2 separate regions of the Homo sapiens genome follow, and region 2 is linked to region 1. A link is an interaction called in ENCODE POLR2A ChIA-PET data of the cell type or tissue named here. Cell type or tissue: Panc1. All regions are shown on one strand. Each heading gives the region's core, and the rest is flanking DNA. Links, peaks and the distances in the headings are about the cores only.

What was found. ChIA-PET counts read pairs that join two places held together with the same protein. Peaks named below come from ENCODE experiments on the same cell type or tissue, not always from the same donor. Only the 100,000 strongest peaks of a DNase experiment are listed, where the experiment ranks them.
Region 2: POLR2A ChIA-PET joins it to region 1 with 6 read pairs; 3 of 35 experiments call an interaction of 5 or more read pairs at or near these places.

The regions. Positions count from the first base shown.
Region 1 is chr9:129,334,822-129,342,763 of GRCh38, reverse strand. It overlaps LINC01503 (long intergenic non-protein coding RNA 1503), which reads right to left and starts at 5,841. Exons shown (of 4, transcript NR_120686.1): 1 at 5,776-5,841; 2 at 3,847-3,972; 3 at 721-932. RefSeq lists enhancers at 5,361-6,164, 6,165-6,968, 7,773-7,942, 7,559-7,942. In Panc1, for the core only: no CTCF peak of the experiment used is centred there; no DNase peak of the experiment used is centred there; H3K4me3 peaks cover 576 bases; H3K27ac peaks cover 4,129 bases.
Region 2 is chr9:129,762,271-129,769,459 of GRCh38, reverse strand. No RefSeq gene overlaps it. Among named protein-coding and RNA genes, the nearest start is that of PTGES, 13 kb to the right of the region's middle. In Panc1, for the core only: no CTCF peak of the experiment used is centred there; no DNase peak of the experiment used is centred there.

The DNA.
Region 1 (7,942 bases), core at 1,551-6,550:
GCCACCCCCCTCCCGGGGATGTTGTAGGAGTCCTCGACCCCTAAACAAGCTAGTGGGGCTGCGTCTACAGCGTGACCTGTGCCCCAGTGAACAGGCTGGGGGCCCAACTTCTCCGGAACCTCAGCCTCTGCCAGGTTCCGGACCCCAGGAGGGCCATGGGCAGGAGGCCCAGCAAGACTGTGTGGCCCAAACCCATGCCTGTGTCCATCCTTCCATCCCCTTGCATATATATATATGTGTGTGTGTGTGTATATATACACATATACATATATATATATATATTTTTTTTTTTGAGACAAGTCTTGCTCTGTTGCCCCCAAGCTGGAGTGCAGTGTCACGATTTTGGCTCACCGCAACCTCCGCCTCCCAAGTTCAAGCGATTCTCCTGCCTCAGCCTCCTGAGCAGCTGGGGTTACAGGCGTGCATCACTGCGCCCAGCTAATTTTTGGTTTTTTTTTTTTTAGTAGAGACGGGGTTTCATCACTAAACCTGTTGGCCAGGCTGGTCCTGAACTCCTGACCTCAGGTGCTCTGCCCGCCTCAGCCTCCCAGAGTGCTGGGATTACAGATGTGAGCCACCTCGCCCAGCCTCCTTGCTTATCTATTTCAACAGTTATTTAGTGAGCACCTACTATGTGCTCAACCCAGTTTTTGGGAAGCCTAGTGAAGACCCCAGGTCCCGCCCTCCTGACCAAGCAATTTACACAAACCCCATACTTACTTCTGGAGAGGAGACCTAGGGCTCTGCATTCGTCCCCAGGCTCACCACCCAGCGCATTCTCTGGGCTCAGGGTCTCTGGGTAGGGGCTGGCTCTACAGGATGCTCCAGAGGGCCTCGTGGGGAGGGTGTATTCAGAGAGGGGTAGTGCACGCGTCCACTCCAGATGGTCCTCAGGGAAAGAACTTTCTCCACACGGTCATGTGAGCAGGCTCCTGGCAGCAGTCACACATCAGCATCACTGTTGCTACTGTGGTTGGGGCCAGCTCAGGCAGGGTGACACCAAGACAAAGGCCTGCAGGAAGGATGGGCTATCCCCAAACATAGGCGAGTGGAGGGAGGACTTAGGGTCACCGTCGGCTGGACTTCACGGACACCGAGGGTGAGCCCCGGGGTGAAGGAGCCATGCCCCGGCCACAGTGAGGACCAGGAAACCTCCCCTGGGGCTGGAGGCGGGGGTCCCAGATGAGCATCTGCTATTTGAGTTCTCACGGGGATCACCTTCCTGGGGGTGACAGCAGCCAAACAAAGCACACAGCTAGGTGGCCACGAGGGGAAGGCCCGGGAGCCTGGGTCAGGAAGCGGGTGGGAGGAGGGTGGGCCGGGGGCTGGGGAATGCTGCAGGGAAGGAGGGAGCGGTGAGGACGGCCGCCACACGTCAGGAGGGCTGGCTTCTGGGGCCCAGCACCCGGCAAATCTTGAAAGAGAGGAAGAGGAGCGGGCGTGAGGCCAGAGGGGACCCCAGGGCCACTGTGGGGACGTGAGTTCTGGGAGGTGCCGGCCTGAGGGGCCATCCTGTCTGCCGTTCCCCGGGGAGGCTTGGGTGGGCAGAGACATTCCCCACGGGTGACATTCCCCACGGGTTTCCAAGGGAGAGCCCCCTGTGGGACTGGAGAGCCCAGGGGACTGCAGAGACTAGAGAGAGATGAGACCAGGAAGACACCAAGGCCCGGACCAGGGCAGCCAGAAGGGCCCTCAGCGCTGGTCCCTGCAGCTCCTCCTAAGCCAGATCTGCCAGGGGAGCTCGGAAATGCCTGTCGCGGAGCCTCGGTCCATCCGCCCCTCCCAACCGGTCCGGCACATCCAGGCGCACACACATCTGTCCACAAACACACCCTCCCTCACACACACACAACTCACACACACACCAATTCACACATACACAACTCACACACCAACTCACACGCACACAACTCACACGCACAGCAACTCACATACACATCAACACACACATACACAACTCACACACCAACTCACATATGTGCCAACTCACATGCCAACTCACACACGGACTCACACACACACCAACTCACATGCACACCAACTCACACATACACAACTCACACACCAACTCACACATACATAACTCACACCAACTCACATGCCAACTCACACAACTCATATGCGCTCACACATACACAACTCACACACCAACTCACATATGTGCCAACTCACATGCCAACTCACACACGAACTCACACACCAACTCACATGCACACCAACTCACACATACACAATTCACACACCAACTCACACATACACAATTCACACACCAACTCATACATAATTCACACCAACTCACATGCCAACTCACACACCAACTCAACTCACATGTACACCAATACACACACATACACAAGTCACTTACACACCAACTCACATACACACCAACTCACACATACACAACTCACACCAACTCATACCAACTCACATACACAACTCACACACCAACTCATACACACCAACTCACACATACACAACTCACACACCAACTCATACACACCAACTCACACATACACAACTCACATCAACTCGCATACACACCAACTCACACATCTCACATACACACCAACTCACACGCATACCAACTCACACATACACAAGTCACTCACACCAACACACCAACTCACACATACACAACTCACACTAACACACACCAACTCACATACACAACTCATACCAACACACACACCAACTCACACATATACAACTCACACTAACACACACCAACTCACACACACCAACTCGCATGCACACCAACACACACTAACTCAAATACACACCAACTCACACTCACACCCTTACACATACACAACTCACACACCAACTCACACACACACCCTCACCCCAACACAACCTCACACATATACAACACACACACCAACTCACACCCACACACTTTCACACACACCCTCACACACCCTCACACACACCAACTCCCATGCACACATCCTCCCTCATACACAACTCACAGACCCATGCACACACCCTTGCCCCCACCCAACACAACCTCACATATACACAACTCACACACCAACTCACATGCACACACCCTCACTCCCAACGCAACCTCACAACTCACACACACCAACTCACACACCCTCACACCAACTCACACGCCCACACCCTCACCCCAACACAACCTCACACACACAACTCACACCAATGCACATATACACATCCTCACACACATTTACATACACCCCTGCTCACAGACACTCTCTCTGGCTCTCTCTCACACACACACACACACCCTACCCCCCACTAGGGCTCAAGGACCCCTCCAGTGTCCTCAGGGCACTGGCCCAGGGGGCGGCAAGGAGGGTGATTCCCAAATAGCAGCCCCCAGAGCCCAGGTTCTGCCCCCAGAGAAGCTCAAGTCCAGACACCAGAAGGACCTCCCTTCATCCTGAAGACATTTACATGAGGAGAGCCACTTCCCCGAGTGACTCAACATGCACAGATCTGGAGGGACACACACACGCACACGCAGAGGGCTTCTCTAGACAGCTGTGTGCACCCCTCACTTCCGGCTCAGGATTCCCAGGCTCCAGCCCGGCCCCAGCAATCCAAGTCCTTCCCATCTATGCAAAGCTCAGGGGTGCCTCTGGCTTGTGGGGGCCTCATGGAGCCATATCCTGTTCCCTCATTCCAGAGGCTTTCCCTGCCTAGTGGGGCAGCTCTGGGGCCAGGAGAGCGGGGACGGCCCCAGCCTGAACCACAGGGAAGTGGAAACCCTCAGGGAAATTCACACTCCAGCTGCCTGCCAGCCAAGGACAACACACATTCATACATGCGCACCGACACGTGTACACAGTGACACGTGTGTACATACAGCCCCATACTCACCCTGACACGTAGGTACACACTTGTCAGAGGCGTTCGAACCAGAGCGACTCCATTTTGAGTGAGGGCTGGAAAACGAGGCTGGGACCCGCTGGGCTGCATTACCAGAAAGGTGGGTATTCCGAGCCCCTAGAGGTTTATGGTTAAGGGAACAAATTAATAATGTTTACTAAAACAGACCCGGACTTAGGAGTGTCCAGATATCGCCATATCTGAAGAACAAAGGCATTCCTAATTTTGCTTTAAAGATAATAATATCGATTCTTGCAAAATATAGTAATTAAGAAAATTAATCCTTTATCACAAACCCTTGTAGCAGAGCAAATCTCCCCATATATACAAGCATTGTACCTAGGGTGGATGCGTTCCTCGCTCCTCCTCTTACTTTCAGGAACATCCTACTCTGTCTACGGAGTAGCTGTCTTTTTACCGCTATCCCTTTTTTTTTTTTTTTTTTTTTTTTGAGATGGAGTCTTGCTCTGCCCAGGCTGGAGTAGCGTGATCTCAGCTCACTGCAACCTCCGCCTCCCAGGTTCAAGCGATTCTCCTGCCTCAGCTTCCCAAGTAGCTGAGACTACAAGCATATGCCACTACACCCAGCTAATTTTTTTTTTTTTTTTTTTTTGTATTTTTAGTAGAGACAGGGTTTCACTATATGTTGGCCAGGCTGGTCTCAAACTCCTGACCTCAGTTGATCTGCCCTCCTCGGCCTCCTAGAGTGCTGGGATTACAGGTGCGAGCCACCGCGCCCAATCCCTTGTACTTTCTTAATAAACTTGCTTTTGCTTTTCACTGTGGACTCATCCTGAATTATTTCTTGCGCGAGATCCAAGAACCCTCTCTTGGGGTCTGGATCAGGACCCCTTTCCCGTAACACACTAACACATACACACTGAAACTCACACATGCACTAATATACACTCCCCTACTCCCACTGGTGCACACACACCAGCACACTCACAATGACACGACACACCCAAGCACACACGGACACAGGCGCGCACACACGGACACAGCAGTGTGTAACTCTGGGTCTCCGGTGGGTCTGAGTGGTCTGCTCCACGGTGGGTCTCTCCTGAGGCTGGAGCCTCCTCTCAGAAATGTTTCTGCCCCCAGCTGCCATGTGGCCTAAAATCCTGACAAATTAGGAAAGATTCCTTTAAAACCAGCACTTCGGATTTTAGGCTTAAGCAATATTTGGAAAATGTGAGGCTCAGTCCCCCAGCTCGCTGGGCTGTGGGCCTGTCACCTGGCGCGCGTGGGGGCAGGCAGGAGGAGGGGGCTGGCTCGTGGTATGGGGCGAGCCCGGGCAGATTTGGGGCACAGGCAGGCACGCGGACACCCCACCGCTGAGAGCCAGAGAGACAGCAGAGGGCCGTGGGGATCAAAGACAGGGCTCTGGAGGGACCCAATCCCCACCCACTCTCTCTGCAACCCTCCCCAAGGGACTTCACTCCCGCAAACCTCAGTTTCCCCATCTGCACAATGGGTGTGAACCCGGGACCCACTTCATGGGCTAATGCGAAACTTAAATGACACCGTACCAATTAAGTTATAAGCCCTGGAAGCCCAAGAAAAGAAAGCGGTGGTGCGATGGGGGAAAAACCACCATCCCCGGCTTCCCGCGTGTAACGGGGCCGAAAATAACCAGCATTTTCCTTTTCTCTGCGGCTGAAGCCCACGCTTCCCAGAGGACCGGGCCTGCTTATCAGGAGCAGAGCGGCTCGCTCGGCTGTCTCCGCCAGAAGGTGACTGTGGGGGCCCGGCTCCCCTCCTGCCTCCAGCCCGACTCCCACCAGGAACACACCAGCTCCTCCCCCCGCCGCCCCTTTCAGGTTTCCGCCCCACCCCCAGCCCGCAAACAATTTTGCATATATTTAAATCTCCTCTGCGAGTTCCCCCTCCCCCGGAAAAAGAGAGAAAAGAAATTACAAAGGCCGTCATTTGTCTCCGTCCCCGCACCCCATCTATCAGGGCCCGGAGCCCGTCGCCTCGAATGAGGCGCGCGCCCGGGACGGCCGCTTTAATGGGGCGCCGCGTGTGACTGTGCAGCCGCGCGGCGGGCGCAGCCGGCCGGCATTTGCATACATATTAAACGGAGCAGTAAAAAATGCAGACATGCAAACCATTTGGACGGGCTCCTCGGCGTAGAGCCTGCCAGGAAATCAATCTTCTGGTTTCTTAAAGGCAGCCTGCTCGGGAGGAGGTGGCGATGCCACACAGCCCGCAGGCCGTGGGAGGGGGCCATCGTCTGTCCATCTGCCTGCGGGAGCAGCCGTGGGGGTCCTTCCCGGCCATGGAGGAGCCACCTCCTGGGAGCCAGGGGCCGGGGAGTTGAGTGTGGTGGGTCCTGGCTCAGCCGGCTGTGTGCCCTGTAGTAAAAGGGGTCCCCTCTCTGAGCTCCCCCTCACTGGGTGCTGAAGATATTTCCTTTCCCTTTTGCTAGGCTGGGGCTTAAGGGACTAACCCAAGATCACTGGGCCCCTCTATGCAGAGCCTGGGTCTCTAAGCCAGGTGCGAAGAAGGATGGCCAAGAACACAGGCTCTGGGGGCGGGCGGCCTAAATTCAAAGTCAGGCTCCACTCCCCAAGAGCTGTGTGATCTTGGGCAAATGCATCAACCTCACTGTTTCCCGTAAAAGGGGGATCAATATGCCTCCCTCTTCGGTATGCTGTTGGATTGAAATAGGTCAGCCTTGTAAAGCACTTGGCTCATTGCCTGGCATGTAGTAAGTGCTCAATAAATAGTGGTAGAACAATGTGTAGGAGGGCCCTTGGTGTTATTGGTATGTTTTTCTTGGTGAATATCCCTCTTTATATCTGCATAGTGTGGCAAGCCACTCCTCCCAGAGCCTCCTTACCTGTAAAATGGGGTGTTTTGATTTTCACGGGAACTGCTAGCTGTGTTCTAGAAGGCACTGGGTCCCTGCTGTGTGCTCCCACCCACCCGCTGATTCCAGCCAGGTGTGGCCAAACTGGCGCCTCTGAGGGCTGCCCACAGCCTGTCTTAGGCAAAGCCCAGAGCAGGGATGGGGGCATACCCCCAAACTGACCATACATCTGTGGGGCCAGGAAAAGGCAACTGGCCCTGAGCCTCAGCCTAGTGAGACTGGGGCCTCTCTGAATTCCATGGCACAGATAAGGAAACCGAGGCTCAGAGAGGTGTGGCAAAGCCAGGAAGCTTGAAGGTGGTGCCTCTGGGATGCAAGCCAGGTGTGCCCAACTGCAAGGCCACCTCCCCAGAGGTCCCCCAGAGAGGAAATACTGCCGGCAGAGGGAGGAGCTCATCCCACAGTGTCAGGGAACACAGCTTCCCCCCAAAGGAGGGGGGTGCTTGTGGAGAAAGAGCTGAGTTTTGCGTCTGAGCCCAAGTGAATATTTGGTACTCATGAAGGTCCTTCCTTTTTTTTTTTTTTTTTTTTTTTGAGATGGAGTTTTGCTCTTGTTGCCCACGCTGGAGTGCAATGGTGTGATTTCAGCTCACTGCAACCTCCAACTCCTGGGTTCAAGCGATTCTCCTGCCTCAGCCTCCAGAGTAGCTGGGATTACAGGTGCCCATCAACACGCCCAGCTAATTTTTTGTATTTTTAGTAGAAACAGGGTTTCACTATGTTAGCCAAGGTGGTCTCGAACTCCTGACCTCGGGCGATCCACCCACCTCAGCCTCCCAAAGTGCTGGGATTACAGGCATGAGCCACCGTGCCAGTTTGGTCCTTCCTTGAAAAGACCCAGAGGAAGAGGGGAGAGAGGGTTTTCAAGAACCAGCTCAAGTTTGGCCTTCATTCATTTACTTCATACTCCCGGAAGCGAGGAACAGAGGTGACCAAGGTCCCCAAGACCTGGCCGGGCAGTGGGCAGTGGGAAGTGGTGGGGAGTTAATGGCAGGATGGAGGGGTGCACCTAGACCAGTGGGTGCACTGTCCTCTCTGAGACCCTGGGGATTAGGTGAAGAGGCCAAGCCAGTGCATTGGGGTGGGGGGGCTTTGCCTTCTGTTGGGAGAGGGTCCCCTGTGGTTCAAAGCTTCCCAGCTGAGTGGCAATGTGACCTCCCTGCTGTGTGTGGGAGTTGCAGCCTAGAGTTATGGGAACTAAAGAGGCCA
Region 2 (7,189 bases), core at 501-5,500, 430 kb before region 1:
CCGAGGAAGAGGAGACTCAGGCCTGGTTTATGGATGGTTCTGCAGGATATGTGGGCATCCTCTGAAGGTGGCCAACTGCAGCACTACAGCTCCCCTCTGGGACACCCCTGAGGGACAGTGGGGAAGGGTCATCCTCCCAGCGGGCAGAAACTTAAGCAGTGTACCTAGTTGTGCACTTTTCTTTTTTCTTTTTTTGAGACGGAGTTTCACTCTGTTGCCCAGGCTGGAGTGCAGTGGCACGATTTCAGCTCACTGCAACCTCTATCTCCCGGGTTCAAGCGATTCTCCTGCCTCAACCTCCCAAGTAGCTAGGATATGGGTATGAGCCACCATGCCTGGCTAATTTTTTGTATTTTTAGTAGAAATGAGGTTTCACCATGTTGGTCAGGCTGGTCTTGAAGTCTGGACCTCAGGTGATCCACCCACCTCAGCCTCCCAAAGTGCTGGGATTACAGGTGTGAGCCACCGCACACAGCCATCTTTTCTTTATTCTTGCTTTTTTTTTTTCTTTTGTTCTGTCACCCCAGCTGGAGTGCAGTGGCACGATCTCGGCTCACTGCAACCTCAGACTCCCAGGTTCCTGAGCCTCAGCTTCCCAAGTAGCTGGGACTATAGGTGTGTACCATCACACCCGGCTAATTTTTGTATTTTTTGGTAGAGATGGGGTTTCACCATGTTGCCTGGGCAGGTCTTGAACTCCTGATCTCAGATTATCCGCTAGCCTCAGCCTCTCAAAGTGTTGGGATTATAGGCATGAGCCACCGCTCCCAGCCACGCGCTGTGTATGTTCTTAACCAGCGGCCCATATATGGTGCTGTTTCTCTGAAAGCCAAGGTTCATGGGTCTGGAATCAAAAGGTGAAAATGGGAGTGGCACCACTCACTATTACTCTGAGTGGCCTACTGGAAAAATGTGTGCTTCTTATTCTTGTGACTTTATTCTCTGTTGGCCTAAAGATCTTAGTTCCAGAGGGAGGAGTGTTTCCAGCGGGAGACACAACAATTCCTTTGAGCTGGAAGTTAAGATGCCACCCGGCCACTTTGGGCTCCTCATGCCTCTGGGTCAACAGGGAAAGAAGGGAGCTATGGTGTGGGCTGGGGTGACTGATCCAGATCACCAAGGGGACATTGGGCTGCTGCTCCACAATGGAGGTAGGGAAGAGTGTGGAATGCAGGAGACCCGTTAGGCCATGTCTTTTTTTTTTTTTTTTTTTTTTGAGACGAGTGTGGCTCTGTCGCCCAGGCTGGAGTGCAGTGGTGCGATCTCGGCTCACTGCAAGCTCCGCCTCCCGGGTTCACGCCATTCTCCTGCCTCAGCCTCCCGAGTAGCTGGGACTACAGGAGCCCGCCACCACACCCGGCTAATATTTTGTAGTTTTAGTAGGGATAGGGTTTCACCGTGTTAGCCAGGATGGTCTCGATCTCCTGACCTCATGATCCGCCCACCTTGGCCTCCCAAAGTGTTGAGATTACAGGCGTGAGCCACAGCGCCCGGCCTCCTTAGGCCATCTCTTAGTATCACCATGGCCTGTGGAAAATGACAATAACCCAATCTAGATCGGACTATGAATGGCCCAGACCCTTCAGGAATGAAGGTTTGGGTGTCACTCCACCCAGATAAAGAATCACGACTGGCTGGGTGTGGTGGCTCACACCTGTAATCCCAGCAATTTGGGAGGCTGAGGCGGGAGCATCACATGAGGTCAGGAGTTTGAGACCAGCCTGGCCAACATGGAGAGACCCCACCTCTACCAAAAATACAGAAACTGCGTGCCTGTGGTCCCAGCTACTTGGGAGACTGAGGTGGGAGGATCGCTTGAGCCCGGGAGGTCGAGGCTGCATTGAGCCAAAATCGTACCACTGCACTCCAGCCTGGGTGACAAAAAAAAAAAAAAAAAAAAAAAAACATGACCAGCTGAGGTGCTTGCTGAAGGCAAAGGTTGTACAGAACCAGTAGTGGAAGAAGGTGGTTTTAAATACCAGCTATAACCATGTGGTCAGCCACAGAAACAGAGACTGTGATTGTCATCAGTTTTTCCTCTTTATTTTTCTCTGCATGTGTGTCTGTGTGTGTGTGTATATATATATATATATATATATATATCTTTGTTTCTTTTCCTCTCTTACTCTCTTATCATGTAACATAAGATGTATTGATTTTATATCATAGTATTTAAGCTATGGGATATCAAGGAGAAGCGTAAACATCACTCTCCTCTTCTTACCTCCTCTTCCGGGGAAGGGATGAGTGTGTTTCTGGTGTATGCAGGAGAGTTGCATCGTGTTAGGTGGAATTATGACTTTGCTTTGTCTTTACTTGGAGATTAAGTACGGTTTAGGAAATGTCTACAGGGTACCTAGTTGACAAGGGGTGGACTTGTGGTGGTTAGTCTTTTGGGTCAGTTTCATTGGCCAAAGGTGCCCAGATTACACATTGTCTCTGGGTATGTCTGTGAGGCTGTGATTGGCATTTGAATCCACAGACACAATACAGTGCCCTCCCCAGTGGCAGTGGGCATCGTCCAATCTGTTATGGGCTTGAATAAAACAAAAGGCAGGTTGGGCACAGTGGCTCACGCCTGTAACCCCAGCACTTTGGGAAGCTGAGGCAGGTGGATCACTTGAGGTCAGAAGTTCAAGACCAGCCTAGCCAACATGGTGAAACCCCGCCTCTACTAAAAATACAAAAATTTGGCTGGGTGCAGTGGCTCACGTCTGTAATCCCAGCACTTTGGGAGGCTGAGGCGGGCAGAGAGCCTAAGCTCAGGAGTTCGAGACCATCCTGGGCAACATGGTAAAACCGTGTCTCTACTAAAATACAAAAAATTAACCAGATGTGACGGCGCACGCTTGTAGTGCCAGCTACTCAGGAGGCTGAGGCACAAGAATTGCTTGAGCCGGGGAGGCAGAGCTTTCAGTGAGCAGAGATCGCGCCACTGTACTCCAGCTTGGGCTGCAGAGTGAAACTCCGTCTCAAAAAAGATAAATTAAAAAATAAATAAATACAATACATAAATAAAATACAAAAATTAGCCAGGCGTGGTGAAATGCGCCTGTAATCCCAGCTACTCAGGAGGCTGAGGCAGGAGAATCGCTTGAACCTGGGAGGTAGAGGTTGCAGTGAGCTGAGATTGCACCAGGGCACTCCAGCCTGGGAGATAGAGTGAGATTCTGTCTCAAAATAAGAATAATAATAATAATAAGGCAGAGGAAGGAGGAATTTGCACCTTTTTCCTTGCCTGCCTGCTTGAGCTGAGACATCTCCTCTCATCTTCTGCTCTTGCACTGAAATTTATACCATTGGCTTCCTGGTTCTCAGGCCTCTGGACTCTGAACTGCCCCACCAGCTCTCCTGGGTCTCCAGCGGGCGGACAGCAGTTAATGGTACTTCTCAGCTGCCGTAATCACATGAGCCAATTATATGGCATAGTAAATCTATCTATCTATCTATCTATCTATCTATCTATCTATCTATCTATCTATTTATCTCTCTATCTCTCTATCTATCTGCATTTCCTTGACACAGGGTCTTACTCTGTCATCCAGGAAGCTGGAGTGCAGCAGTGCAATCACTGCTCACTGCAGCCTCAACCTTCTGGGCTCAAGTGATCCTCCCATCTCAGCTTCCTGAGTAGCTGGGAACACAGGTGTGAGCCACCACGCCTGGCTAATTTTTAAAAATTTGATTTTAGAAATGAGGTCTCATTATGTTGCCCAGGCTGGTCTTGAACTCCCAGCCTTTAGCAATCCTCCTCCCTCAACCTCCCAAAGTGCTGGGATTACAGGTGTGAGCTGCCATGCCTGGCTCCTACTTTTATATAAAAGGATATATTTATGGTCATGTGCCTCATGATGACATTTTGGTTAACAACTGACTGCATACGTGATGGTGATCCCATAGATTATAATGGACCTGAAGAATTCCTATCACCTAGTGATGTCTTAGCCATTGTACCACTCTAAGGTTTATTAAAGAAAAAAAAAAAGACTTGGCATATGGCTCACACTTATAGTCCCAGCACTTTGGGAGGCTAAGGCAAGAGGATCACTTGAGCCCAGGAATTGAGGCTGCAGTGTGCCACGATCCCAGCACTGCACTCCAGCCTGCATGACAGTGTTGTCTCAAAAAAAAAAAAAGATAACTGTAAAACAGCCTCAGATAGGTCCTTCAGGAAGGATTCCAGAAGAAACATTGTCATCATAGGAGATGACAGCTCCATGCCTGTTATTGCCCCTGAAGACCTTCCAGTGGGACAAGATGTGGAGGTGGAAGACAGTGATATTGATGATTCTGCCCCTGCGTAGGCCTAGGCTAACGTGTGTGTTTGTGTCTTCATTTTTAAGAAAAAAGTATAAAAATTAAAAAACAGGCCAGGCCCGGTGACTCACGCCTGTAATCCCAGCACTTTGGGAGGCCGAGGCAGGCGGATCACGAGGTCAGAAGTTCGAGACCAGCCTGGCCAACATGGTGAAACCTGTCTCTAAAAAAAATACAAAAATTAGCTGGGCATGGTGGCGCATACCTGCAGTCCCAGATACTTGGGAGGCTGAGGCAGGAGAATCACTTGAACCCATGAGGCAGAGCTTGCAGAGAGCCGCGATCACGCCATTGCACTCCAGCCTGGTGAGAGAGTGAGACTCTGTCTCCAAAAAAAAAAATAAAAAAAAAATTGCGTCCAGGCCTGGTGGCTCACGCCTGTAATCCCAACACTTTGGGAGATCGAGGCAGGCAGATCACTTGAGGCCAGGAGTTCGAGACCAGCCTGGCCAACATGACGAAACCCCATCTCTACTAAAAATACAAAAATTAGCTGGGTGTGGTGCGGGCGCCTGTAATCCCAGCTACTTGGGAGGCTGAGGCATGAGAATTGCTTGAACTTGGGAGGCGGAGGCTGCAGTGAGCTGAGATTTCACTACTGCACTCCAGCCTGGGTGACAGAGCCAGATTTTGTCTCAGAAAAGAAAAAAAAAATTGCTTGTTGCTTGGCTGGGAGGAAGCACAAAAGGATGCTAGCTGCTGTTTACTGCTCATGTTATTATTCATAATAACATGTTGGTATTTGCTATATCATGAGAGGCCCTACCAAGCTGATTGTGTCTTCAGCTATCTCTGATGTTATGTTTGTGTGGGTTTTGATTAGGACGTGTCTTCCTTACTCGCCCTTTGTCGAGTCGTCCTGAGCTTGGAATCTGGGCCGGCTTCCTGCAGTCACACAGGGCCCTGCACGAAGAAGGAACCCCTAGGCTTGCTTTAATTTTTTCTGTCCCTGTCTTGAAATTCTCTTTTTTTTTTTTTTTTTTTTGAGACGGAGTCTCGCTCTGTCGCCCAGGCTGGAGTGCAGTGGCACGATCTCGGCTCACTGCAAGCTCCGCCTCCCAGGTTCACGCCATTCTCCTGCCTCAGCCTCCCGAGTAGCTGGAACTACGGGTCCCCGCTATCACGCCCGGCTAATTTTTTGTATTTTTTTTTTTTAGTAGAGACGGGGTTTCACCGTGTTAGCCAGGATGGTCTCGACCTCCTGACCTCGTGATCCGCCCGCCTCTGCCTCCCAAAGTGCTGGGATTACAGGCGTGAGCCTTAACAATTTTTGAACAAGGGGCTTTGCATTTTCATTTTGTACTGGACTTTACAAATGATGTGGCCAGACCTGCTTGGAGTCACAATTCTTCCTGTGCTAATAGCAGTGAGGGGGGTCCCAGCAAAGGATGGAGGCTCCCGGCAGTCTGAGCTGAGTCAGCAGCACATGGGATAAGGCCCCTCTAAGAGGGACCTTTACAAACTGCAACGAAGCAGTGGTTACAGGGGCTGGAAAACCTGACATCCAAGGATGAGCTCACGGGGCAGTGGTTGTTTCGCCTGGAAGACAAGATTTTGGGTGAACTGGGTGGTGTCCTCCAATTTCTGAAGGGCAGTGGAGAGGAAAAGGGAGAGAGGGAGTGTGTGTGTGTGTACGTGTGTGTGTTCTCTGTGGCCCTAAAAGGCAGATCCAGCTCACTATAAGGAAAGAATCTTGAAGAATTTTGAACAAGGAAAGTTGTGCAAGAAGGGAACAGCTGGCCTGAACTCAAACCTCAGCTCTCTCAGCTCTGCCTGGGGGTCAAGAGCATGGGCTCTGGCTGGAGCCAACTACATCTCTGTCCAGATCTGTTATTCTTAGGTAAGGTCATTCACTGGCTTGATCCTTTATCTCCCTCTGTAACATGGGCCTGATAATGCTCCACAGTACAGGGTGATGATGCTGGTATAAAATATAAAGCACCTAAAGGGTGTCTGGCCATTAGGAGGTGCCTAACAAATGACACCATTGTTTGCTGTTTTTTTTGTTTTTTTTTTGACAGAGTTTCACTCTTGTTACCCAGGCTGGAGTGCTATGACGAAATCTCGGCTCACTGCAACCTCCGCCTCCCAGGTTCAAGCGATTCTTCCGCCTCAGACTCCCAAGTGGCTGGGATTATAGGCACACGCCACCATGCCCAGCTAATTTTTGTATTTTTAGTAGAGATGGGGTTTCGCCATGTTAGCCAGGCTGGTCTTGAACTCCTGACCTCAGGCGATCCGCCTGCCTCGGCCTCCCAAAGTGCTGGGGTTACAGGCGTGAGCCACCACGCCCAGCCGTTTGCTGTTATTACTGTTACTATAATGAGTTCCTCGTGCCTGGGAAGGTTGCAGTTGAGATGGAACTCAGGAAGTTGCAGAGATGACCCTTGTATCAGAAGTAAAATAAGATGCACACATTTCCTCCTTGACAATTGCAGCATCTGGCATATTTGGATGATTAGCAAAAACCAGTCCGTCAGGCGTGATGACTCACGCCTGTAATCCCAGCACTTTGGGAGGCCAAGGGGGGCGGATCACTTGAGGTCAGGAGTTCAAGACCAGCCTGGCCAACATGGTGAAACCCCGTCCCTACTAAAAATACAAAAAAACAACTAGCCAGGCATGGTGGTGCACACCTGTAATCCCAGCTACTCAGGAGGCTGAGGCAGGAGAATTACTTGAACCTGAGCCAAGATCATGACACTGCACTCCAGCCTGCAGCCTGGGCAACAGAGCAAGACTCAAAAAACAACAACAAAAAAAAAAACAAAAAAAAAAAAACACAAACAAGTCATAAAGTGCTGTCCGAGTGACAAAGGCCCTCAGGGAAAGGGGTGGTGCTTCTTGTGGAATGGAGGTTGTTTTGGGGCTT